2 separate regions of the Homo sapiens genome follow, and region 2 is linked to region 1. A link is a loop called in an ENCODE intact Hi-C map of the cell type or tissue named here. Cell type or tissue: Caco-2. All regions are shown on one strand. Each heading gives the region's core, and the rest is flanking DNA. Links, peaks and the distances in the headings are about the cores only. Region 1 overlaps LOC105370513 (a long non-coding RNA gene). Region 2 holds the start of LOC105370512 (a long non-coding RNA gene).

Region 1 (5,384 bases), core at 58-5,057:
TGCCCGTGAGAAGGTAGTGAAAGCTGACATATGGAAATGTTTCAGGTCAGCTTTTACTAGAACTTCTGGTTTGAAATCAGGATCGCTTAAAACACACACACACACACACACACACACACACACACACACACACGACAGATGGTTGTTTTCAGGAAATCTTCCCTTATGAAATGGAATTCCGTGTTCTTAATTAACACAGAGCAAACCCTGTTTTGGGTGTCTTGCATACCTAGCCACAATTTTTCCCTTTTTATAAACATAAGATGGGTCTCTCCACAGTGATACTGTGATGAGAGTGGCCGAGCTTACTAAGAGGGATTTGAATACATATAGAAATACAAATCAGTAGAGACCCTTTTACCACTTTAATAAACTGCTATGAATAATTCTGAATCTGAGACCACTAGCTATTTAACATGCCCAGCGATAATGGAATATGGCTCTCTGAACACTTCTAAATGATTTCTATTTCAGAGTTGGGAAACACCAGAGAGACTTTTGTTGCTCCAGTTACAAAAAAAAAAAATTTCTTCTTGGGAACTCCAATTCTAGAAAAGTAATGGATAACTGTATACATGTTGGAAGAGGAGAACCATGCAAGCCTTTTTGACACGTAATATATAAACACCAGTTCTGGGCCCTGCCCATCAACTCATATAAGAAAAATATAATTTAAAATGCCTACTTTTCAAGTTATTCCCATGAATAATTATGAAGGGGGCCATATTTCTTGTTCATCAAAAAATAATTTTTTTTCACATGTTAACTCCAGGAAAGTTCAAATAATGTACCTTTCTGCTTGAAAGAAAGTGTTCCAGATACTACTGCCAACAACAAACTCTCCCAAGATATAGCAGCTTAAAACAACCACCATTTTAATAAGCTCATAGATTCTGTGGGTCAGGAATTTGGATAGGGCACAAAAAGGATGTGTTCATTCTGCTCTGGGACATCTGAGTTCTCAGATGGAAAGGCTTAAAAGCTGAGAGTGACTCAGCGGCTGGGGGCTGGAATCCTCATACCTGGAGGCTGCTTCACTCTCATACCTGGGATAAAAAGGTGGCTTGTAGAGTAGGGCTGCTGACCAGAGCACCTCCATGTGGCCTCCCCATGTGGCTCAGCCTCCTCACAAGCATGGTGGCCTCAGGGCTCCAAATGCATGTGTTCTGGTAGACCAGATAGAAGCTGAATGTTGTGTTGTAACTCATAGAGTTACTTCCACCATGCTGTATTGAACAAAGGTGTGAAAAGCCCACGCAGATTCAAGGTGAGGGGACACCACCTGTTGATGGAGAAGCGGCAGGTCACACTGTAAAAGATAAACGTGAGATGGGAGTTATTGCTTCAGGTGACACATATATATTTTACCCAGGATGCAGGTAACAACAATGGTAATAATGATAGTAACTAAATCTTACAGTGCTCACTATGTGCTGGACACTGTTCCACACCATTCACCTATATTCATTCAATTCAGCCTCGGTGGAAACTGGGATACAAACAGGCTAAGTAACTAGCCCAGTTATACAGCTAGAGAGCAGTGAAACCAGGCTTCAAGCTCAGGCAATTCAGTTCCATTTGCTGTATGCTTTAACTCCTCCATAGTGCCTCTCCAGTCCAATGAAGATACCTTAAGTATAAGGAAACACAAACTATAAAGTGACATTTACTTCTAGGCTATACTAGGGAAAGGGGACAGATCTTTATTGATTATCCACCACATGTCAGGTATTATGCATCACACATTACCTTTCTTAATTCTCCCCGTAACCCTGTGAGGTAGGTATTATTACTGTCATTTTACAGAAGACAGACTTGAGGCTCAGAGATGTTAAGTAACTTGAGCAAAGAACAGAGCTGTCAAATGTTGGCCCTGAGATCTAAAGTCAGATCCATCTGACTTCAATCTACCTGCTCTTTCCCCTTTCCATAGCTACAGTCTGCCTCCTCTTGAGGGTTTTTGTGTCAGGGTCCACTTGAATCCTAGCTCACATTAATTCACTATGGAATCTTTCGAGTCTTGATAACATGGCATTTTAGGAATGTGGCTGGATGATTCGGAGCAGCTGAAATCCCTTGTTTGATTATGGAGCTTTGGGGACTAATAGTGCAACATTTGTGTTTGTCTTCGTAAATTCCTGCTGGGCGTGAACTGTGACTTTTATCTTAGGTAATAAGCCTGAATTCTGGAAGGACTGTCTTTTTTCTCTTTCTAAGACTATGACTTACTGAATACCTGACATTTCCAAGAATGTATCCTTTGCCCTATCAGACCATTAAGTAAGCAGTAACTGCTCTGAAAAGGTCTGTGCTTTGCTTTGTCTTCAGCTATAATTTGATAGACACTCAACCATAACATTATGATTATGAAGCACTTAGGCAGGACTGTGCATCTGCAAGATGCTGTCTAAATATTTTCTGATCTCGTGCTTCTTCCTGTAAGTCTCTAATCCCAGCTGTGCTGGGTCCTTAACTGATTCTGAGAAAGTTCCTTGATCTATCATGGAAGAAAGAGACAATTTGATTTGGGAATCCAGGGATATTTGTACACTCTTTTTATTCCGTTAATGTGACTGACAGCTTCAGCTCTTGCGCCAGAGAGCTCTCTTTCAACTTGCTTCCTGGGCTGACAACTGATGTTTTAACTTGCTCATGACCTGTGGACTCAGAGGGTTATACTGCTTGTCCTTTTCTTCAACGACAAAAATGGCACCAAATCTATCATTGCTTCAAGTCTGACACTGTGCTTTCCAAGGCTAAGATTCAGTGGACTTCCCTAGACTTTGTCCAGAGAGAAAGTTGAGGGTTTTCAGTTATTTTTACTCTTAGGAAGCTATAATGACATTATTTGGAATCACATCTGTTCCTAATGGGATAGAATTTAATGACGGGAGATCAGGTAGAGTCACAAAGGTTTTAGATAGGTACAGAATTCACCAATGCAATATTCAGGCATCAATACACATAGGAAGCTAGTGAGTGAATGATATCTCTTATCAGGATTCAAAAGCCGTTTGGATGTGTTTATCTTAGTTCACTTTCTAACACAAAAACTCCTTGACAAGGTGCCAAGCCCTTTTCATCTTAGTGTAGGCTCACTGCCTAGCACATGGTAAGATTTTAGTAAATCTTTGTCGACTTGTTCAGAATTGTCTCAGAAACTTGCTTACAGGAATTTGTTTAAACTTGGAATCCATGTCAGAGAAATTTAAGGAAGAAAGGGCTGAATTTTTTATGTGTGGCTCAAACCCTTCAACTCTCCGGCCCAGTGCTTTCCTTTTGAAATCATCCTTAGCATTCAGTGGGCTGGAGTGTATTACCTAGTAGCTGTGATTTACTCATTGTCCTACTGGGAACCTTACTTAGAACTTACCTAATCTCCTTGAGGGCTGCAGAACTGCTCACGCAGTGCCTAGCACATGCAGTGGACGCTTACTATAATTTGCTGAGTGACTGCAGTTACTGAACCATCCATCTTACGAGGAAAAGCTTTTCTATTAAGTTCCATCTTGGTCACAGAAGTTACTCATCAAATCCCATTCTGGATGAAACTGCTGTTCTTTGCAAATACTTAAGATATGCATGCTTTGGTGCTTGCCTTCAATTTCCTTCAGAGAGCACCAGAGTGGGTGGAGGCCATTCCTTTCTATTTTTTGAGGCATTACTAAATGCAGTATTCATCCAGATTAAAAATATGCACATAAAAACAGAATTATCTTAATCTCATTATAAGAAAAACAAACACACAAGCTAGTTGAAGTAAAGATAAATGTATTGTAACTGTCAAAAAATCCTATGAATCTAATGATACAGCTGGGGACAGGTGGGAACTTAAATTTCTTCAGGCGGATAATTCCTCTTGGTCTTTCTCAGTTTATTGTCTTCACTTCTCTCTGCAGGTCAGCTCCATCTTCCCTATGGAAACAAACTTCTATAGGTCTTTTAGGATCTGCTTCCCTGTAGCTTCAGCTGCATTTAACTTTGGGATGCTATAAAGCCAATCCTAATATTAATTCTATTCGACCTTATGGCTCTTAAGCCTAAAATGTCAATTTACCCAATCTCTATGTTTCAATTTCTGAAATTTCTGAAAGAGGATTTGAATGGTCCTGACTGGATCATTTGCCCACTCTTGGTCCATTTACCAAGGGCATGAGTCATATTCCTTCAGAGTCCTTAGCAGGAAAAGTTCTCTAAGAAGAGAGTTTGGACAAGGGAAGATGATGGACATATCTAGAACAAGAATCTTCCAAAATTATCAAGGAAATCTGACTTTGGAGGGAGATATTTCTGATTAGATTACTTGTCATGAGAATATTGAAAATAAAAATGATAAAAATTAGCCTCACAGACTTTGTACCTAATACTTTACTTTTTATTGCTAAAATACATCTTTATCTCCAAATCTGCTATTTCCTTTCCAAAAATTATCTTTAGAGGATAATTTTGTAAACGTTGACCTTGTAGGTTCTATGTGAGAAGCCAAACAACAAGGGTAAATCCTTTGAACATTTCTTGTTGCTTCTGGTAGTTTCATTTGTAATGACTATCTGGCCTAAATTAAAGTGAGGTGCGGGCAAGTGGAAATCAAACTCCAGGGAAAAGATTGGAAAAGCTGGGGATACTTTTGAAGTTTGTGAAGATGAAAGAGATTGTAAGTAGTCTCAAACCTTTCTTTGATAATTTACTCATTTAAAATCTGCTTTCTTCAAAGGCAATACATAAATTTATTGAAGAATTAACTTTGGAAAATATGGGTAGGCTTACATCTTAAAGATTATGATATTGATTGATTGCCTAGAAATGACTATATTTGATTATTTAAAAATTTTTAAATGGTCCCATTGTAATTTAATGTAATTATGTAAAATAGACAATGTTAATACCCTAGTAACAGGGTATTAACAGGCTCAAGTTCTCAGTTCTGCCCCAAATATCCCACCTACACTAGACATGTTTACAGTGCCTGCTAGCCCAGAGCAGCTTCTAGTGAAGCAATTTCCACTTGAGAGAAGAGAGAGAGACAGAGACAGAGAGTGCACACAACAGTGCATCATTGGCGGCCACGTGCGGTGCGGTGGCTCACGCCTGTAATCCCAGCACTTTGGGAGGCTGAGGCGGGCAGATCACCTGAGGTGGTCAGTTCGAGACCAGCTTGACCAACATGGAGAAACCCTGTCTCTACCAAAAATTCAAAAGTAGCCTGGCGTGGTGGCACATGCCTGTAATCCCAGCTACTCTGGAGGCTGAGGCAGGAGGATTGCTTGAACCCAGAAGGCGGAGGTTGCGGTGAGCCAAGATCGCACCATTGCACTCCAGCCTAGGCAACAAAAGTGAAACTCTGTCTCAAAAAAAAAAAAAAAAAGAAAGAAAGAAAGAAAAAA
Region 2 (5,384 bases), core at 97-5,096, 95 kb before region 1:
CCTTCCCTATGAGGAAGCACAGAATGTCACTGAGGTCCTGTTGGTCTTTTCCTTTGACAGATGAGGAAACTGCAGCCCCAGAACAGTGAAGCAGCTTTCTCAAGGATACTCAGCTGGTAAATGACAAAAACAAAACAGGGGCTGGGAGCTAGGCCTTGGCATTACTAGCATTCTGATTTTTGAGGCAGCTTGCCAGTGAAAGCATTGTGCTGTGAATGTAGATTTGCAATTTATGAGCATGGAGGTGTGGGGTGGGCGGGGGGCGTGGGGTTGTGCCCAGGAGGCTGGGCCGTGGTAACCTTTCGTTCTTCACATTCTTTGAATAGGATGCCTTGTTTGCTTTTCTTGCTGCTTTCGTGTATCAGTCATTCCCTTAAAACAGCCACACTCATTATAGCTGGCAAACAAACGGTCGGGAACTAGGCAACTCCAATTATTTAACTCAGCATGTGAAACCATTTAATCAGAGCTCACAGGACTGAGGGGCAGTATTAAAAAGAAATAGGCACCCTGTCTGGCCCCCAGAATGAACTCTTTTCAGGAGAGAAGAGAGCTTATATTATTTATTGTGGCAGGACTAAGATATACTGTAGTATGTAAATGAGAAAAGGACTAGATGATAAGAGTGTGGAAACGAGGGTTCCGTCTGAACTCCCTTGCTGAGTTCTAGTTCTTTCTTCTTCCTTGTTTTCAGTTAAAATTTTGGGAAAATTATTTAATTATGGTGTAACTTCATTTCCTCACCATAAAATAGAATCACTGTTATTTTGTATCTTGGAAGCTGTCTTATGATACTGCTATGAAACCTGCCATGCTGCTGCCTTCATCATCTTGCACTCATTCAAGTGGTTATAGTTACTGAAGTACCAAAAAGACCACATTAAACAGTGGTTTCAGCCGCAAGAGGTAGAATTTGGTGGCAGTTCCGCCATGCACACAGACACATTTTTAAATGTTTAGAAATCATAAGCACACATTTAATTTTTCATTTAATTTTGTGTTCACCATCTTTTGCCTTTTTTTAAAAAAAAAATGGTATAGGCAGCCTTTTGTTAAATATAAGATTGTAGGGGATGGGGCATTGTCTGGGAAATGTAATAATTGAAAACCACATTGAAGACTGATTCAGACGGAGATGCCGCAGATGGCAAGAGTCCTTCCTCTGTATCACGTCTGGTTTCAGAAAAGAGCCTCGCAGGGCTAAGCGTGCAGGGGAGCAGGAGGCTCCGAGGGACAGGAGACTTCCTCACCAACCAGCCATCACTCAGAGCAGCACGCAGGGCTCTGCACGCCCCCTTTCTGTCTCTCCTGAGGTGTTGTTAATTTGTAGAATATTATTTGAAAAATACTTGCTCTGTTTGTCCTCAAGGATATCATGCGTCTTTTCTCAGAAAAACAAATTAATGCTCTCCTCTTGATGAAGTTTAAATAAATAAATGTACAGTCATGAGAAATATGATAGGATGCAACTTCTTTTTTATTTTCTTTTTTTAAAGTTGGGGGTCTCACTCTGTTGCCCAGGCTGGAGTGCAGTGGCAGGATCATAGCTCTCTGCAGCCTCCAACTCCTGGGCTCAGCCTCCTAAGTAGCTGACTACAGCCATGCACCCTCATACCTGGTTAATTTTTAAAACACTTTTTGTGGAGATGGGGGTTTCACTGTGTTTCTCAGGCTGGTCTTAAAATCCTGGCTTCAAGTGATTCTCCTGCATCCTTTGCCTCCCAAAGCACTGGGATTCCAGGCATGATCCACAACACCCGGCCTAGGATGCAACTTCTAAATAACTACATAGAAATATGCTTTTCTCAAAACACACAACAGCATGGGCTAAACTCTAATACCTCCATTCAGTAAAATTAATTTTGCTTAAATGCTACCCAGAAAGCCCCTTTTGTTTTGAGGGGTGTGTGTGTGTGTGTGTTTTCTGTTTTGGAATTTTTCTCTTTCAGTTCTCATTGTCCCTCAGAGCAGTTCTCTCTCATATGGCTTTGGGAGGCTACTGCTAGCCAAATGCTGCACAGATAGTCAAAGTCGGTAGTGTGCAGTGTGGGCAGTGCAGGAATTACTGGGGATTCAACCCATGTATAAGGTTCATGCAGCCTTCGTGAAGTCTGGACCCTGTAATAGGTCTTCTAAGTGGGCCTGACGAGGATTTTAATTATGTCCTGTCTCTCCCATTTCATTTGAATTGAGCTCTGGGGTCCAATGTCAGTGGAGGAAACTGGAGACATGTGCCCCTAGCAAAATGTCATATTCTTTCACTGCACAGAGAGCAAGACCTGGAGGAAAAGAGGACTAGCAGGAGAAATAGGGTAAGTGGTGGGCAGGCCCACGTTAACTATTGTAATTTGATTGGTCAAACAGAATCTTGGAACCATTAGATCACTCTTTGGATTGTTTTGCATTTCTGCCTGTCTCTTTTGTTTTAAAATCTCTATGTTTTAAAATTCATCCCCCCCCCAAAAAAAAAACCCCAAATATATATATATACGTGTGTGTGTGTATGTGTATGTGTGTGTGTGTGTGTGTGTGTATATATGACAGATTTTAACTCTGGCCAAGAAAAGCCATTCCCAGTAGAAATCATCCCGAACCACAACTCAACTGTGGGCCTGAGGCAGCCAAGAAATAATCTTTTTAAATATTCTGATCAGGGACTTGGAAAACAGAAAATTTAAAACTTCAGCTCAGAAGTGTATGATTAACTCTGAGCGGATGTGGTGGTTCTAGCCACGTAATTTTAGGCGTTCTAATTGGCAGTTTAAAAATAGCAGAGTCGCAGGCTGCTCCTCGGTGCTGCTTCTCGCTTTGTTTCGCCCATGAGTATGCACTGTACTTAAGGAGTCTTAAGGCTGCTGGCGACGGGCTGGGAACCAGGACTCTTATCTCCCGTCTCCCAGGTCTGCCGGACTCTGTCCTGACACACCACAGCGTCATAAAAACTTGTGTTTTCTTAGGATTCCTCCTAGCCGCCGGCTCACAGACATATTCCTCTTCCTTCTCTAATAACTAGGTGCTTAAAGGTAGTGCTTCGATGATAATATTCAAGTAAATCAATTTCTGGGTACCTGAAACTTCCAGCTGAGCTGCGTCATTTGCTTGCCAGGTAACAAGTACTTCAGGATGTCATCAAGAAAAGGAAAACACTGATTTCAAATAACCAATTATTTACAAAATTCTTTCCCATATCTGTGTGAGGCAAGGTCCGCAAGATAAAACAAATGTTTGTTTCTCTTTACTGCTGTTTCCATGGGCAGCAAGATGACACATCAGCGTAGACACCCACGAGGGAGCTGCATTTTTCCCTTTTGCATTTCCAAGGAACCCCAGGAGTCCCATCTGGTCTAACATAAAGTCATGTATCTTTACCTAATTTTGGCCTCTGAGTTTTCCTTCTGGGAGACACTTGCTGCTTCACTGTGGAGGGGTCTAGGGGTAGAAAGCCAGCTGGAGCTGTGGAGCTGTTTATAACACCCCAAGGACTGTTGTTCTGCCCCAAGCAGGGGGTTTGTTGGGGCCCATGCAGGGGGAGTCTCAACGGGCAATCCCCCGTTCCTCGTGGGATGTGGTTTATCATTCCTGCTTTGAGTTTCATTAACATGGAATCTTGCACTTTCCCAACCAATGACGCCACAAAAGAATAAACTATATTAAGTCCATAAATCTCAGACTGCCAAGTCCCTGGAATATCAACTGATGAAACTCTCCGCTTTCTAACCTGAGGTGAGTAATAAGTTTCCCTCTTCATTTGCATCACGGGCCTCAGGGTGGAGAGAGCACTGCTATTATCAGGGCACCCTTTTCTCTCTGCTCTCTTCCCTACAGGGTCTTGTAACCACTGCTCTCATACATCTTAAACCCTCTTGTAGGCCAGCATCGCAGTTCAGGCCTGTAATCCCAGCACCTTGCGAGGCCACAGTGAGAGGATCGCTTGAGGCTAGGAGTTAGAGGCTGCCATGAGCTGTGATTGTACCACTGCACTCCAGCCTGGGTGACAGAGCCAGACCCTATCCCTAAAAAGAAAAACCAAACAACAACAACAACAACAACAGCAACAAAAACCCTCTGATAACGCACTGTTTTTGAAAACAGGAAACGAACAAAGTTGTTTTTGCCTAGCTGTCTGGGAACAGAAGGTGAAGCCTGCTGATAGGATTCTTGTCTTTCCTCCCAAGCTCTTGGATACACTTTAGGAATATTAACCAAGGCATGTGTTCCTCTCCTCACTCCTCAGTGTCTCCTTCAAGCCTCTTCCACAGGAGCCAGAAAGAAGGGGATTCACAGGAAAAGAGAGGCCATTCCCTCTCTTACTTCCCAAAGAGTCATGGTGAGAAAGAAGGCCTGAGGGTGGAGAGAGCCTTCCCTCTCCTTTCTTTTTTTTTTTGCAAGGTCACGGGTGTGATTTTTCCTCTACTATCTTTATTTTTTTATTTTTTATTATTATTATACTTTAAGTTTTAGGGTACATGTGCATATTGTGCAGGTTAGTTACATATGTATACATGTGCCATGCTGGTGTGCTGCACCCACTAACTCGTCATCTAGCATTAGGTATATCTCCCAATGCTATCCCTCCCCCTCCCCCCACCCCACAACAGTCCCCAGAGTGTGATGTTCCCCTTCCTGTGTCCATGTGTTCTCATTGTTCAATTCCCACCTATGAGTGAGAATATGTGGTGTTTGGTTTTTTGTTCTTGCGATAGTTTACTGAGAATGATGATTTCCAATTTCATCCATGTCCCTACAAAGGACATGAACTCATCATTTTTTATGGCTGCATAGTATTCCATGGTGTATATGTGCCACATTTTCTTAATCCAGTCTATCATTGTTAGACATTTGGCTTGGTTCCAAGTCTTTACTATTGTGAATAATGCCGCAATAAACATACGTGTGCATGTGTCTTTATAGCAGCACGATTTATAGTCCTTTGGGTATATACCCAGTAATGGGATGGCTGGGTCAAATGGTATTTCTAGTTCTAGATCCCTGAGGAATCGCCACACTGACTTCCACAATGGTTGAACTAGTTTACAGTCCCACCAACAGTGTAAAAGTGTTCCTATTAAAAACCCTAGAAGAAAACCTAGGCATTACCATTCAGGACATAGGCATGGGCAAGGACTTCATGTCTAAAACACCAAAAGCAATGGCAACAAAAGCCAAAGTTGACAAATGGGATCTAATTAAACTAAAGAGCTTCTGCACAGCAAAAGAAACTACCATCAGAGTGAACAGGCAACCTACAAAATGGAAGAAAATTTTCGCAACCTACTCATCTGACAAAGGGCTAATATCCAGAATCTACAATGAACTCAAACAAATTTACAAGAAAAAAACAAACAACCCCATCAAAAAGTGGGCGAAGGACATGAACAGACACT

What was found. Peaks named below come from ENCODE experiments on the same cell type or tissue, not always from the same donor. Only the 100,000 strongest peaks of a DNase experiment are listed, where the experiment ranks them.
Region 2: it touches region 1 in a loop (5-fold over the local background); 1 of 110 quality-filtered maps calls a loop at or near these places.

Annotation. Positions count from the first base shown.
Region 1 is chr14:56,097,202-56,102,585 of GRCh38, forward strand. It overlaps LOC105370513 (a long non-coding RNA gene), which reads right to left. Exons shown (of 3, transcript XR_943901.3): 2 at 1,419-1,630; 3 at 852-1,309. Among named protein-coding and RNA genes, the nearest start is that of PELI2, 19 kb to the right of the region's middle. In Caco-2, for the core only: no CTCF peak of the experiment used is centred there; DNase peaks (open chromatin) are centred at 1,067 and 2,060.
Region 2 is chr14:56,002,195-56,007,578 of GRCh38, forward strand. LOC105370512 (a long non-coding RNA gene) reads left to right here and starts at 2,494. Exons shown (of 4, transcript XR_007064183.1): 1 at 2,494-3,723. In Caco-2, for the core only: no CTCF peak of the experiment used is centred there; DNase peaks (open chromatin) are centred at 2,877 and 3,277; H3K4me3 peaks cover 506 bases.